2 separate regions of the Homo sapiens genome follow, and region 2 is linked to region 1. The links are chromatin loops, found by intact Hi-C in ENCODE. Cell type or tissue: mammary epithelial cell. All regions are shown on one strand. Links, peaks and the distances in the headings refer to the core of each region. The heading gives the core; the rest is flanking DNA.

What was found. Hi-C counts contacts between places; a loop is a spot of excess contacts. Peaks named below come from ENCODE experiments on the same cell type or tissue, not always from the same donor. Only the 100,000 strongest peaks of a DNase experiment are listed, where the experiment ranks them.
Region 2: a loop joins it to region 1, with 9 times the contacts of the local background. A loop is called at or near these places in 10 of 110 quality-filtered maps.

Annotation. Positions count from the first base shown.
Region 1 is chr1:51,996,841-52,008,540 of GRCh38, forward strand. No RefSeq gene overlaps it. Among named protein-coding and RNA genes, the nearest start is that of RAB3B, 12 kb to the left of the region's middle. RefSeq lists enhancers at 7,919-8,763, 10,397-10,691. In mammary epithelial cell, for the core only: a CTCF peak has its summit at 5,641; a DNase peak (open chromatin) is centred at 5,641.
Region 2 is chr1:51,826,247-51,831,246 of GRCh38, forward strand. It overlaps NRDC (nardilysin convertase), which reads right to left. Exons shown (of 31, transcript NM_001101662.2): 5 at 1,550-1,623. Among named protein-coding and RNA genes, the nearest start is that of MIR761, 7.7 kb to the right of the region's middle. In mammary epithelial cell, for the core only: no CTCF peak of the experiment used is centred there; a DNase peak (open chromatin) is centred at 2,995.

The DNA of each region.
Region 1 (11,700 bases), core at 2,816-7,815:
AGATCGGGGAGGAAAGAGAAGAAGAGGCCAGATGGTCCAAGGCCTTGTACATCATATTAGGGATTTGGGAGCTTACCTTGCAAACAAAAAGATTTTAAGCAATGGAGTAACATGGTTACATATTCTTGTGAGAAAGATAGCTCTGCCTGTGGCAGGGGAATACAACAGATTGGATGGGAAGGATAGGGAGCAGAGAGATAGGAGACAGAGAAAACAATAGAGATTGCTGTAATAATCTAGATAAGAGATGACTAGGACCTGAGCTAATGTCATAGCAATGGGAAAGGTAGAAAGCAGAGGGATTTGATATATATTTAGGAGGTAAAGTTCCCTGGACTTGGTGACAGATTAAATGTGAGATATAAAGAAAAGGGCACCAGCCTAAACAACCAGGTAGATAATAAAACCATTTACTGAAACAGGAAGCAAAGAAGTTGTTTCTGTTATCTATTGCTGCATTTAAAAAACACTCCCAAAAGTTTAGTGGCTTAAAACAGCAATAATTCACTATTTCTCATAATTCTGTGAGTGGCTAACTGCCTCCTTTGCTGGTTTCACCTGCGATCATTCAGGAGCTGCATTCAGTTGGAAGGGCTGCTGGCCTGGAAGGTCTAAGATGTCCTTATTCATAAGTCTGGCAATCAGTGCCAGCTGAGGACTGGCACCCCAGTTTTTCTGCATGTGACCTCTCATCCACTAGTAGGCTAGACCAGCTTACATGGTGGTCTCAAGGCAGCATTCCAAGAGTATAAAGGCAGAAGACACAATCTCTAAAGACCAAGCCTTAGAAATCGCACGACCTCACATATGCTGCATTATATTAACCAAATCAAGTCACAAGCCCAGTCCAGATTTAAGGGGTGGAAGAAATAAATTCCACTTTTGATTGGGAAGAAGAGCGAAGTCACATCACAAAAAGGCACAATATAAGGAACAAGGAGTCTATTGCCTTTAACCAAACTACTACAGGAGTAGAAACAAATGTGGGTAATGAGAGAAAATGATGAGTATCTCAAATACCACCTCCTGCACAAATCATTCCTTCCTTCTCTGTGCTTCAGTTTCTTCATTTGTAAAACGAATGAATGTGCAAGTCCATTCCTCTCACCAGCTGCTGTTTACGAGGTGAAAGTGGTTCAAATCTGCAACAAGGACACTGCTCCATCGCCAGGGCACACACTGTCAGCAGGGGTGGAATCTGAGACACACACAGGGGAAACATTCAACATGTGAATGGTCAGAACCCCGGTACCACCCACCACCCCTCCCTCCCCACCCCAACCCTGCCAATGCTTCACCAAGCCCAGCCCATTCTACTTCCCAGGAACTCTTCATTCCATAGCCACAGTCTCCTCACTATCCTGCTCCTGCAATAGCCTCCAATCTGCCGTTAGTCCGCACTCCACACTGCAACATAGGACGCTTCCTAAAGCCAGCTTGAAACCTCCCATTGCCCTACTCAGAAGCTTATCTGTTTAATAAGCCTAATGGCCCCTGGTGATCTGGTCTCATCTACCCTCCAGCCTCACTGCTGGTCACACCCCCTTCACACCCTGAGCTCCCACGACATTAAACTACTTGCAGTTCTTTGAATGTGGCCTGCTCCATAACATCTTTGTGAATTTGCATCTGTTTTTTTCTCTCTACCTAGAATGCCATTCAGTCATTTATTCAATAAATCGCTGGTTCACTCACCCAGCTAGCAAATATCTCCCGAACACCTGCTGTGCAGAGACGAATAACATATGGTCCCTGACCCAAGGAACTCAGTGTCTGGTGCAGGACAGTAGACTATAAGATCCACTAATCTGTACTCCACAAGAGGAAAGGCCATACTAGTACCCAACACAGGGCCTCCTAAACCATTCTTAGAAGAGCTCAGGGATAAGTATATAAATATTAAATACTTATACTGATGCTGAATAAATAAGTACATAAGTATTAACAAAGGATTTCTTCTCATATCTGCCATCTCATTTAACTTTCACAATGAACCTGTGAAGTTGGGACTGATTCATGCCATCTTAGATGTGAGCAAGTAGTAACTGGCCCATGGTTTCTTAGCTACTGAAAGCAAGGAAAACCAGGACTCAAATTAGCCACAATAAGAGATTTGGTGAGACATGACTATTTTCTCACAGTGGGACAGATCAGCAGAGAGGAACCTGAGATGTTAGACCTGGCCCCGTGCTAGGTCCTGGGATGTAGACTTAAGAATTAATTAAACTGAGCCCCAAGGAAAAGTAGGAGTTAAATGCATGGAGAAGCCACCTAGGCAGATGGGCCAGCATGAACAAAGGCCCAAAGGGTGTGAAATAATGTGAAGTCTTCAGAGAACTTGGAGTCTCTAGAAGCATAGGCATAATGGGCAGAGCAGCAAGTGATGAGTGAGGCAGAAGAGCTAAGTCGGAGCCAGAGGTCAGGCAAGGCCTCGGTGGCCATGCTAAGCACAATGGATTCCATGATCAGGGCAGTGCAGGGCTGTTACAGGCCTTTATCCGAGGGGAAGACTTGGCAAAAGTTGTGTTTTAAAAAGATCTTATAGCCTGCACAATAGGGATTGAATTGGAGGTTCCAAGATACTGGGAGCAGGGACACCAGAGAAAATGCTGGTGGAGTGACTTCAAAATAGCTCAGCTGGCTGTGTGCAGTGGCTCATGTCTGTGATGCCAGCACTTTGGGAGGCCGAGGTGGGCAGATTTCCTGAGCTCAGGAGTTCAAGACCAGCCTGGGCAACATGGTGAGAACCCGTCTCTACTAAAAATACAAAAAATTAGCCGGGCGTGGTAGCACAAGCCTGTAGTCCCAGCTGCTTGGGAGGCTGAGGCAAGAGAATCACTTGAATCCAGGAGGCAGAGGTTGCAGTGAGCCAGGATCATGCACTCCAGCCTGGGCGACAGAGCAAGACTCTACCTCCAAAAAACAAAACAAAACAAAATAGCTAGGAACAGTGGCATGCGCCTACAGTCGCAGCTATTCAGGAGGCTGAGGCCAGAGGACCGCTTGAATCCATGAGTTTGAGACCAGCCTGGGCAACAAAGCGAGACCCCACCTCGACAACAACAAAAGAAAGAGAGATTATAAGACCTGAGCTGGGAAATGCACTGGGACATGAAAGAAACAAGATTTGGTGACTGATTGGATGTAGATGAGGCAAAAGAAAATTGAGGCAACCAGGAGAGCTTTCTAACTTGGGTAGTGTCATTTGCTGTGTGAAAGAGAACAAAAGAGACAGTCATGGGGACAGAGGGGCCAGAAGAAGGGGAATGGTGGTAAAAGCAGCAACTGCTCTGGAAATAATTATTATACTTTATTTATTGTATTTAAATTTAATAGAGGCCATTACTGTCTCAGTCAGGCCTCTCCCACAGAGCCCAGAAGCAGAATCTAGCACTATCCGTCCCCTGTGTCTGCTTCCCTGGCCCTTTGGGCCTCTTTTATTCCAGTTATTAAACAGAGAGAATACCCATTCCATAATTTAACACAATGACTGGATAGCATCCTGTTATCGGAGTATTAGTTTAAAACTTAATCAAGGTTTTAATGAGGAGCCAGAGGAACCTCAAATCAACCCTCCACCAAACCAACATGGGGCCCCCTCTATAGCCCTAATCTGCTCACTTCCAAGGATGGGGAGACCACCTTCTCTAGGGCAGACCACCTTGCCTTGGGATAACCCTTATTGTTAGTAAAGTCCTCTGCTAAAATCTGCCTGTTTGTAGCTTCCACCCTCTGGTCCTAGTTCTTCATCATTATATTATTCGTTCATTCATTGCACAAAGATGTGTTGATCACTTAGTATGTGCCAAGCATTGTACTAAGCACAGAGTACACAAACGTGAACTAAACAGGCAGAACCTCTGCTCAGACAGAAATTAGGAATCTGCAGAGAAGAGACAAACAATAAGTACACAAATTATCTATGATAATTTCAGATGGTGATAACCATATTTAAGGAAATATGCCGAAGAGATGATTATCTTAGGATGATTAAACAGGGACAGCCTCTCTGAGGAAGTGACATTTTAGTTGAGACCTGATGGATGAAAAAGAATCAATCCATTTTAGAGATGATTTAGGAAATTAAGATGCAGAGAGAACAAGTGGTTTTCCCAGGGCAAGACAACGGGTAAACAACTAACTAGAACCTTCCCCCCTTGGCTGGGCACAGTGGCTCATGCCTGTAATCCCAGCATTTTGGGAGGCCGAGGTGGGAGGATCTCTTGAGCTCACGAGTTCGAGACCAGCCAGAACAACATGGTGAAACCTCATCTCTATTAAAAATACAAAAATTAGCCTGGCATGGTGGCGTGCATCTGTAGTCCCAGCTACGTGGGAGGCTGAGGCACGAGAATCACTTGAACCCAAGAGACAGAGGTTGCAGTGAGCCTAGATTGTGCCACTGCACTCCAGCCTGGGTGACAGAGCTAGACTCCATCTTAAAAAAAAAAATTGTGCTCACCCTAGGCACAAAGTTCTTCCTTGGTCTCACATCATCCACCACTGACCAGACCCCTTTCTGGATGACCTCTGTTAAATGAGGGAATTGAATTAAAATAAGTATAATCGTCGGGGTGCGGTGGCTTCCATCTGTAATCCCAGCACTTTGGGAGGTCAAAGTGGGCAGATTGCTTGAATCCAGGAGTTCAAGACCAGTCTGGGCAACATGACGAAACCCCATGTTGACTAAAAATAAAAAAAATTAGCCAGGCTTGGTGGCACGTACCTAGAGTCCCAACTACTCAGGAGGCTGAGGTGGGAGGTTAACTTGAGCCCAGGAGGTCGAGACTGCAGTGAGCCCTGATTGTGCCACTTCACTGCAGCCTGGGCAACAGAGTGAGACCCTATCTCAAATACATAAATACATTAAATTAATTAATTAATATAATATAATAAACTTAAGTTTTGGAAACAGGCAGTTCTGGGTTCAAATCCAACTTTTACCATTCACTAATTATGTGATTGAATTTCTCTAGACCATAGGTTGCTTATCTGTAAAATGAGGATAAGGATTATTTCACTGGCTCATTGAGAGTTAAATTAAAGATGATAATGTATGTAAAATAGGTGGTGCATACTAGACTATTGAATAACATCAGCTACTTTCAGCATGATAACTAAGTACATTATGCTTGCCAATGAGTCCACCTTCAAATATGTGTCCAGGGAATGAAGAACGGTTACCAATGGCTTAGTATCTATAAAACAAGTCAGAGTAGGCCGGGTGCGGTGGCTCATGCCTGTAATCCCTGTGATTTGGAGGCCGAGGCAGGGGGATTGCTTGAGCCCAGGAGTTTGAGACCATCCTGGGCAACATAGCGAAACCCCATCTCTACAAAATACAAAAGTCAGCTGGGTGTGGTGACCTACAGGTGCACCTGTAGTCCCAGCTGTTTAGAAGGCTGAGGTGGGAGGATCACCTGAGCCCAGGGAGGTTGAGGAGTGATTGCACCATTGCACTCCAGCCTGGGTGACAGAGTGAGACCCTCTGTTTCTCAGAAAAACAAAAATAAGACAGATGCCTTTCTAATTTTGGAAGAATGTCTCCTATTTGTCTTTCCTGGAGGGCTTGCTAAGTAAGGGAGGCTGTTAGGCAAGCCTGTGACCTTCGGCAAAGGTAAGTCTCATACTCCCTCTTGTGTCCGAAATTGGAACTGTACTCTCTCTGGACTGACCAGTAACCATGGTGCTGAAATCAACCTGGTTATATGGGCTGAATGGCAGGGAACTAGTGTTTGTTAAGCACCTGCTATATTCCGGGAACCTTCTGAGGTAACTTCCATATATTATCTCATGTCTCATCAACCATTCAACAGAAGAGAAAACTGAAACTCAGCAAGGTTAAATGACTTCTCCAGGTATTCGTGGATAATAAAGTACAAAACAGATCTAAATGGAAAAACTGGAAAAAAGTCAGTGATATTGATTGTACTACAGGATAAAATCCAACCTCCTTAGCAAATATGATTAAATTCTTTTATCTTCAACTTTATTTTCAACCAACTAATCCCCTTGGTCCTTGTGCTCTGGCCACACGGAATGACTTAGAGTTCTCAGAAATTGCTTTAAATCTCAGCATTTTTGCCCAAGCCTTTGTCTCTTTCTTAGGTGACTTCCTCAATACCCCTTCCTAATCTAGAAAATTCCTTCCTACACATCCTGTCATCCCATCCAACTTACTTGGAGATAATTTAATCACCCCTTCCTTTGTACTACTTTTGGACCTCAGACATTATATATATACATATATATTCAATAAATACTTGTGGGATGGCTATATATATTTATATATATATATATACATACACCACATGTATATAATACACACACACACACACACACCAGGTCCTATACACTAGGTTTTGTTTTTTCTTTCTTTCTTTTACAATATCCTTTTTTTTTTTTTAAGACAGAGTTTTGCTTTGTCACCCAGGCTGGAGTGCAGTGGCAAGACCTTGGCAGCCGGGCATGGTGGCTCACGCCTGTAATCCCAGCACTTTGGGAGTCTGAGGCGGGTGGATCATGAGGCCAGGAGATCGAGACCATCCTGGCTAACATGGTGAAACCCCATCTCTACTAAAAATACAAAAAAAATTAGCCAGGCGTGGTGGCGGGTGCCTGTAGTCCCAGCTACTCAGGAAGCTGAGGCAGGAGAATGGCGTGAACCTGGGAGGTGGATCTTGCAGTGAGCTGAGATCACGCCACTGCACTCCAGCCTGGGTGACTGAGCAAGACTCTGTCTCAAAAAAAAAAAAAAAGACCTTGGCTCACTGCAACCCCTCTGCCTCCAGCGTTCAAGTGATTCTCCTGCCTCAGCCTCCCAAGTAGCTGGGGTTATAGGTGCACACTGCCATGCCGAGCTAATTTTTGTATTTTTAGTAGAGACGGGGTTTCACCATGTTGGCCAGGCTGGTATCGAACTCCTGACCTCAGGTGATCCACCCGCCTCAGCTTCCCAAAGTGCTAGGATTACAGGTGTGAACCACCGAGCCTGGCCTCTTTCACAATATCTTCATGACATTCAATATACTAGGTTTTGAAGGCATATCAGTGAACAAGAAGACAGATAAAAGCGCCATCCCGATGGTGGATCTTACACTGAAAGTGTCTAGGCAACAAATGCTGATGGTTTAGACCATGGTAGTAATGATGGGGGTGAAAAGGAGTGAATTCATTTGCTAGGGCTGCCATAACTAAGTAACACAGACAGGGTAGCTTAAACAACAAAAATTTGTTTTCTAAGTCTGGAGGCTAGAAGTCTGAGAACATGATTGGTTTCTTCTGAGGCCTCTCTCCTTGGCTTGTAGATGGCCTACTTCTCCCTGTGTCTTCCAGTGGTCTTCCCTCCGTGTTCAACTATGTCCCAACCTCCTCTTCTGATAAGGATGCTTGTGCTATTGCATTAGGGCCCACCTATATGACTTCATTTTAACGTCATTACCTCTTTAAAGACCTCATCTCCAAATGCAGTCACATTCTGAAGTACTTGGATTAGGACTTTAAAATATGAATGGGGTGGCTGGGCATGGTGGCTATGCCTGTAATCCTAGCGTTTTGGGAGGCTGAGGTGGGTGGATCATCTGAGATCAGAAGTTCAAGACCAGCCTGGCCAACATGGTGAAACCCCATTTCTAATAAAAATACAAAAATTAGCTGGGCGTGGTGGCATGCACCTGTACTCCCAGCTACTCAGGAGGCTGAGGCATGAGAATTGCTTGAACCCGGGAGGCGGAGGTTGCAGTGAGCCAAGATTGCGCCACTGCACTCCAGCCTGGCCAACAGAGCGAGACTCTGTCTCAAAAAAATAATAATAATAAAATACGAATGGGGAATGGACACCATGTATAACAAGGAGTGATTTTTTTTTTTTTTTGAGATAGATTTTTGCTCTGTCACCCAGGCCAGAGTGCAATGGCGTTATCTCGGCACACTGCAAGCTCCGCCTCCCAGGTTCACGCCATTCTACTGCCTCAGCCTCCCGAGTGGCTGGGACTACAGGCGCCCACCACCACGCCCGGCTAATTTTTTGTATTTTTAGTAGAGACGGGGTTTCACCGTGTTAGCCAGGATAGTCTCGATCTCCTGACCTCGTGATCTGCCCTCCTCGGCCTCCCAAAGTGCTGGGATTACAGGCGTGAGCCACCGCGCCCGGCCTCACTTTTCAATATGTATACACTACACTTTAAATACGACAGAAATTTGATACCCAGATTATCCACTTAAAACTAATACATGCACAAGTCCTTGTTAATAGCTGGAAATTTTACATCATTTCGTTTCCCTTTGAACTTGTATTTCTTTCACTCCACCTGAGCCAGAAATTAAAAAATAATAAGTGCTGCATTTATTCACTCCAAGAAAAGTAAAAGCTAAGGCCCAGAATGTGGCAAGGCAAGGGTTAAAAAAGAAAAGAAGAAGGCAGGGCATGGTAGCTCACGCCTGTAATCCCAGCACTTTGGAAGGCCGAGGTGGGTGGATCATGAGGTCAGGAGATCGAGACCATTCTGGCCAACATGGTGAAACCCTGTCTCTACTAAAAATACAAAAACTTAGCTGAGTGTGGTGGTGTGTGCCTGTAATCCCAGCTACTCGGGAGGCTGAGGTGGGAGAATCCCTTGAACCAAGGAGTCAGAGGTTGCAGTGAGCCGAGATCATGCCATTGCACTCCAGTCTGGTGACAGAGCAAGATTCTGTCTCAAAAAAAAGAAAAAGAAAAGAAGAACAAGTTTTCCTCTGCTTAGCAGCTCACTTCAAGGACAGTTATAAGATAACACTCAGAAAAACCAAGGCCAAAGGAATGGGCTCCAGACACCACCCCCTCCCTCCAGAGCAAGGTTGACGGAAAAAAAAAGAGAGGAAGACAAATTCCTTTACTGTTACTCCTTTCCCTGGCTTCTTAAGCATGACTATGTTTTACAAATGTCTGTATTTAGCCAGTTCTTGTTTTTCTTTCGACGCAGCTACAAGGCCACCAGCTATGCAAGGCCACAAGTTATGCACTGTATGATTAACTGCCTTTGTTTTGCTTTTGTAAGCCTGCTTATAAAAACCCTGCTCTGTCTTTGTTCAAGGCTCAGGTTTTTGGATGTGAATCCACTGAGCTGGTGTGTACCTTAAAATAAATATCCTCCTGGTTTCCCATATCAGTCTCTCTGTTCCTCAGTTTACCGCAACACACCCACAGAATCTTAACCTAATTGTGGAGTCCGAATTAGGGAAAAGGCGTTAGGCTGGCGGAGCAGGGAAAAGCAAAAAGACAAGGCAGATAAGCCCTAAGTCTGCCTTTCTTCATGGTCCAGGACACATAGCCCTCCTGTGCAGATAACTCACATAATCCACAATCTTCCTGTGCCCACTTTGTAACCACCCAATGGGTTGACCTTGCCCGCTGCCTAGACAGAGCTTGTGGGGAAAAGCAAGAGAGATCAGATTGTTACTGTGTGTGTGTAGAAAGAAGTAGACATAGGAGACTCCATTTTGTTCTGTACTAAGAAAAATTCTTCTGCCTTGAGATTCTGTTAATCTATAACCTTACCCCCAACCCCGTGCTCTCTGAAACATGTGCTGTGTCAACTCAGAGTTGAATGGATTAAGGGCGGTGCAAGATGTGCTTTGTTAAACAGATGCTTAAGGCAGCATGCTCCTTAAGAGTCATCACCACTCCCTAATCTCAAGTACCCAGGGACACAAAAACTGCGGAAGCCCGCAGGGACCTCTGCCTAGGAAAGCCAGGTATTGTCCAAGGTTTCTCCCCATGTGATAGTCTGAAATATGGCCTCGTGGGAAGGGAAAGACCTGACCGTCCCCCAGCCCGACACCCGTAAAGGGTCTGTGCTGAGGAGGATTAGTAAAAGAGGAAGGAATGCCTCTTGCAGTTCAGACAAGAGGAAGGCATCTGTCTCCTGCCGGTCCCTGGGCAATGGAATGTCTCGGTATAAAACCCGATTGTATGCTCCATCTACTGAGATAGGGAAAAGCCGCCTTAGGGCTGGAGGTGGGACCTGCGGGCAGCAATACTGCTTTGTAAAGCATTGAGATGTTTATGTGTATGCATATCTAAAAGCACAGCACTTAATCCTTTACATTGTGTATGATGCAAAGACCTTTGTTCACGTGTTTGTCTGCTGACCCTCTCCCCACAATTGTCTTGTGACCCTGACACATCCCCCTCTTCGAGAAACACCCACGAATGATCAATAAATACTAAGGGAACTCAGAGGCTGGCGGGATCCTCCATATGCTGAACGCTGGTTCCCCGGGTCCCCTTATTTCTTTCTCTATACTTTGTCTCTGTGTCTTTTTCTTTCCTAAGTCTCTCGTTCCACCTTACGAGAAACACCCACAGGTGTGGAGGGGCAACCCACCCCTACAAGAGCTGATTTATCAAGAAAGGGGAATTGCAATAGAGAAAGAGTAATTCATGTACAGCCATCTGTACAGGAGACTGGAGTTTTATTATTACTCAAATCAGTCTCCCCAAGCATTCTGGGATCAGAATTTTTAAGGATAATTTGGAGGGTGGGGGAGGCCAGTGAGTTGGGACTGCTGATTGGCTTGGTTGGAGATGAAATCATAGGTGGTCAAAGCTGTCTTCTTTTGCTGAGTCAGTTCCTGGGTGGGGACCTCAAGACCAGATTAGCCATTTTATCGATCTGGGTGGTGCCAGCTGATCCATCAAGTGCAGGGTCTGCAAAATATCTCAAGCACTGATGTGAGGTTTTATAATAATGATGTTATCCCCAGGGGCAATTTGGGGAGGGTCAGAATCTTATAGCCTCCAGCTGCATGACTCCACCTAAACCATAATTTCTAATCCTTTGACTACTTTGTTAGTCCTACAAAGGCAGTCTAGTCCCCAAGGAAGAGGGGGTTTGTTTTGGAAAAGGGCTGTAATCGTCTTTGTTTCAAAGTTAAACTATAAACTAAGTTCCTCCAAAGTTAGTTCGGGCATACACCCAGGAATGAACAAGGACAGCTTGGAAGTTAGATGCAAGAGGGAGTTGGCTAGGTCAGATTCCTTTCACTGTCTCAGTTACAATTCTGCAATGGCAGTTTCAAAAATGTTAAAAACTTGGCCAGGCACGTGGCTCATACATATAATCCCAGTACTTTGGGAAGCCAAGGCGGGTGGATCACCTGAGGTCAGGATTGAGCCAAGATCATGCCATTGCACTCCAGCCTGGGTAACAAGACAGAAACTCTGTCTCAAAAAAAAAAAAAAAATTAAAAACATAACTCTCAAACAGATTCTGAACACATACCAACATTTTAATTAATTCATTAACAAAGACCAGCAAGAAGACAAACCAATTCAAAGGATACAAAAACTTGCATACATACATATTGTCAGTGACAAAAAGGAATACTAAAGTAAGATTGCTAAATCAGATATAAAACTGGTTAATGACTTACAGTCAATAAAGTCATAACATTTGAGATTATCTTCCCCTTAGGAAAGAAATCATTCACATATAATTAGTGTCCTATAAATTAAAATTCAACTCTATAAAGTTGTAAAATGTCTGGATCGTAATTAACAATAAAAAAAAAAAACTCTTGGTGTCAGGTAACTTTAGACAGGCTTGTTACAAAAATGCTCTACAATTACATTAAAAGTTTTGAACTCCTATGCAAGGTGGTTCACACCTATAATCCCAGCACTTTGGGAGGCCGAAGCTGGTGGGTTGCTTGAGCTCAGGA
Region 2 (5,000 bases), core at 1-5,000, 170 kb before region 1:
CTAACGTACCTGATTCCATTCCTCCAAAACTGTAAGAAAATAAATGTTTTATTTTAAGCCACCATGTTTCTGCAATAACAGGTAATATAGCAGACATGTAAACATATCTACGAAAAGTGATTTAAGACCCCTTGCAACTGATAAAAATAGAGTATAAATATCTGAACACTTAGAGACCATATTTGGAAAGGAAACAAACATTAAAAATGAAGAAGTAAGTAAATAAAAATAGAGACTGCACTTTGACACATAATTAAGATTTAAAAAGGCATTGGACATGCCTTTCATCTCAATCACTAAGACATACTATGCAGGCAATTATATATGTTTATGTGAGTATAAACCATCATTAAAATAAAAAGTCAATTATTAAAAATAATTTATCAGCCGGGCGCAGTGGCTCACACCTGTAATCCCAGCACTCTGGGAGGCCGAAGCAGGCAGATCATGAACAAAAGCACAACAGAATTTTTACTTTAGTTCAGCATAAACCAAAACTCCATACTGTGTGTGTATATACATATATATTTCTTTCAGCATAATTTTTCAAAGCATAATAAAATATATTCTGGCTTAAAATTGTAAAATCTAATTAAAGGTCTGCTTGTTTAAACACTGGTGTCAACCCACTCTAGAAACTGTATAAAGAAAAACATACTAGAAAGCATTTAAGACACAGATAACAGTTCTTGAGTCTCAAAATATGAAAAGTGCTTTTAGTTATCCTTAGTTGTTTTGTTTTTTCATCCATTCAACAGGTATTTAACTGGGTTTAAGGTAAAACAGACACTGTGGTAGGCAAGTAAAAAAATAAAGAAAATAAATCCTTGATTTCCAAGGAGCTACTACAGCTAGGAGGAGCTTAACCATTCCATCCTTTTTTACAAATAAACTGAATGCCACAGCTAGACACTTCTGTAAGTTAAACAGGGGTCTGTTGACTTCCAGATAGATCACTCTAGCCATCTGTAGTTTACTCAGCCTAGTAAATGCTTTACATCATTATTAGAACTAGACACTGCATCAAACCAAGGAGGGAAATACTACAAAAAGTGGAACAAATACAGAGACTTGCAGTGGCTATAAGCCAAGCCTAACCTATATGAACTGGAAGTCCCCTCAAGTCTAGTATTAAATGCTTCTAATACTTAAATAAATCAAGCAGGGATAATATACAATGGTGATATTTATTGGTACTATGTAATTAAGGAATATTTATAGCACAGATCTATAATGAAGCCTCACCCTATATAAGCACATTCTTTTCCTTTATAGTCTTCAATCTTTGAATCTCAAAAGATTAGCCCCTATGGTAAAACCTTCGAAAAACAAAGGATGAAAAAACTAAAATCCACCATCCTTTTCATTTACTTCAAATCTACACTGAATTAGATGTTTAATGACTTCAGGAACAAACATAACACATATTTCAATTTAGTCCTTTAAAATATAAAGATAAAATGGTCTAGAGATAAAGAAGGATAAATGTAATAAGTAACTGGTTTCATGAAGGAAAAAACTGTAGTTACACATAAAGTACTCCTCTTACCACTATCAACAGCTTCAACTTCACGGTCAATTGCATCTCTGATCATTAGTGGGTGGATGAAGAACTGCGCCCATCTGAACAAAAAACAAAACTGGCATTTCCGTTTTTGTTCACTTTCATCAATCAACATCTATTATTTTAATTAAGAAACTTACTAAGTTGGAGATTTAATTCACAATCCTAAGTATATAAAATCTAAATAATCTGCATTTCTATATTTTAAACTAATATCTACATGTTACTTTAACTTTTTCATTGTGAAATATATTTAATAACAATCATACAGAAAAGTTAACAAAACATGAACATATAAACTACACCTGAGTGGCCCACCCAGGTGAAGAAACAGACCATAGTCAACACTCTAGAAGCACCCAGCTCCTACCCTTACCTCAAGAAATATCCTGAATGTATAGCAGTAATTTCTCTCCTTTTCTTTATAGTTTTATTACCTATATACCTATTTCTAACCCAATGTTTATCAACCCTTTTTATTTCCATTTTCAACCCTTAGGAGCCTTTTCGGAAATGTTCTCCTATTCATTCCTTTGTAAAATTGTAATATCACAGATAGTCTATTTATGTAATGTTATGTATATCCATGTTTTTATAGAGTATATAAAGCTTACTTTTTTAGTTCAATGCAAGTTTACAGATGACTAAAAACGTTTCAGTTAAAAGTTAAATTAGAATTTTAAAGACTTGGTATTTAAGTTAATCTTATAATTTCATCTGCTTTTTAAATTAATTTTTAATTATATAAACTGTGATGTATCAAATTACATATACAAATTACCACTTATATAAATACATAATAGCAATGCAATTAAATTGTTAAAAATTATTCAAAGATTGGTGTATTGGTGTTTTTCCAGCAAAATAGAATGATTTAAAAAATTAATTTCCTAAAATGTTTAGTAAACTTTTTTTTTTTTTTTTTGGATATAGTGTCTCACTCTATCACTCAGGCTAGAATGCAGTGGCACAATCACTGCTCACTGCGGCCTCAAACTGCCGGGTTCAAGCAATCCTCCTGCCTCAACCTCCGAAGTAGCTGAGACTAGAGGTGTGCACTACCATTTTTTTTTAAATCTTTAAATTTTTTATAGAGACAGGGTCTCCCTATATTGCTCAGGCTTCTTTAAAAAACTTTTAACTTTTGCTTGCAATAAGGTAACTTTTAACTTAACTACCTGCTAGATATATTGGGGCATTTTTTTTCTTTTCAGTACTTGGTATGATTAATGATGGGTTGGATAATTTCTGTTGACTTAAATAATGAAACTAATTTTATTTAATTCTGTCACCCAGACTGGAGTGTGTAGTGGCACATCACGGCTCACTGGAGCCTTGAACTCCCCAGGCTCAGGTGATCCTCCCACCTCAGCATCCCAAGTAGCTGAGGCTACAGGCATGTACCATCATGCCCTGCTAATTTTTTTCCCTCACCATGTTACCCAGACTGGTCTCCAGCTGCTGGGCTCAAGTGATCCACCTGCCTTGGCCTTCCAAAGTGCTGGGATTATAGGCATGAGTCACCATGCCCAGCCTACTAACATTCTTAAAAGATATTTTTATTTAGTGTACAATTTATGATTCTAGTTATTAGTTGGTAGTTATTTTCCTTCAGAGCACGAAGTTGAGTAGTCATCTGTAAGTGTAACTCATCTTCCTTTGAAGAAAATTTTCTCTTTATCTGGCAAAAATTTTCCATATTTCTTCTAATGTATCCTTTTGGAAGTTATTAGACTTTAACCTCTGATTTGATGTCTTACAACAGGTTCTGAAAATTTTCCAGTGATCAACCCTTCAACTGTTGTCTCTACTTCAATTTTCTCTCTCCTCCTTCTACAACTACAAGTAAAATACATGGGATGTTTTCATTCTATCCTCTATGCTTCATATTCTTTGTATTTTTAATTTTGTGCTATATGCTATATTTGGGTTATATATGTTCTTTATGCTATACTTGGGTTAATTCCTTCTGTCTTATCTTCTGGCTTACTAATTCTATCTTCAACTCTATTTACTCTTAAACTTGTCCATGACATTTTCAATTTTTTTTATCATAGTTCAGTTCAAGATGTATCTTTTCATTTTACAAATTTCCTAGGTCATATTTGACAGTTTCTTATTCCTTGCAAGTATATTCAAATTTGTCTTTTATTTCTTTTTTTTTTTTTTTTTGTGACAGAGTCTCGCTCTGTCACCCAGGCTAGAGTGCAGTGGCACTATCTCGGCTCACTGCAAGCTCTGCCTCCCACGTTCAAGCGATTCTCCTGCCTCAGCCTCCCAAGTAGCTGGGGCTACAGGCACCCGCCACCGGACCCGGCTAATTTTTGTATTTTTAGTAGATATGGGGTTTCACCATATTAGCCAGGCTGGTTTCAAACTCCTGACCTCGTGATCCACCCGCCTCGGCCTCCCAAAGTGCTGAGATTACAGGCATGAGCCACTGCGTCTGGCCTTTATTTCTTAAAAAATAGAAAGTATAATTATTTTAGAAATTGTGTGTAACTATGCCAGTACTTGAGATGTCTCAGAATCTGTTTGTGTTATCTGTTCTCAATCATGTTGTATTATTTTCCTGAGTACCTGCTTATTTTTGACTGAATGTTGGTTATTTTACTTGAAAAAATATTTGTAACAATTTAGGGCCTAGAAGGAAGGCATCTTCCTTTTGAGATGCCTTATGTTTGCTTCTCCCAGGCTCCTGGGAACACTACCAGTTCTGCCCATGAAGCTACAATCAAGACTTGGGGTTCCCCAGAATACTCAGGCACTTGGAATCTAGGCTATAACTACTCAGGACGCCTCATCCTTTTTCACAACCTGAAAGTGAAGATTTTGTATTCCCGCTTATAATGGGGAGGGTCTCCTGTTAGAAGTGGACATCCTAAGCTTTGATATTTGTCACTCTTACCATGAAATACTGATAAAATAAAGTTCAAATTTACTGAAAATAGAAGACGCCACCATGGTAAAGACGGCTTCCATGCTCACTTACTTAACTGGAGTAAAAATTTAGTCATTTCCTCAGCTGTTTATTTAAAAGATACTTATAAACAATGTGGCCTGTGTGAGGGAATCAGATTTTGCTAACCTATTAAAAACAGGTACTTAATCCATGTTATATAAGAGCATATTACACACGTATAAAGGCTTTTCCTTATACATTGTAGAAGTATAATATTATAGCATTTATTATAGTATTTGCACCCTATAATGCTCTACTTATGGCATAAATTTATGATTTGATATTCTCATTAATTTATCCTATTAATGCAGTGGCTTTCTTATTGGGTGGCTTTCTTTTTAAATAAAAATAAATGTGTAAGGTGATATTCTTAGATGCTGAAGCAGTCCTTGTACAAAACATATTTAGAACAACTCTTTAAAAGGAAACAAAACAAATTTCTTAACTACATTTTATACCAAATTTCATCATCTC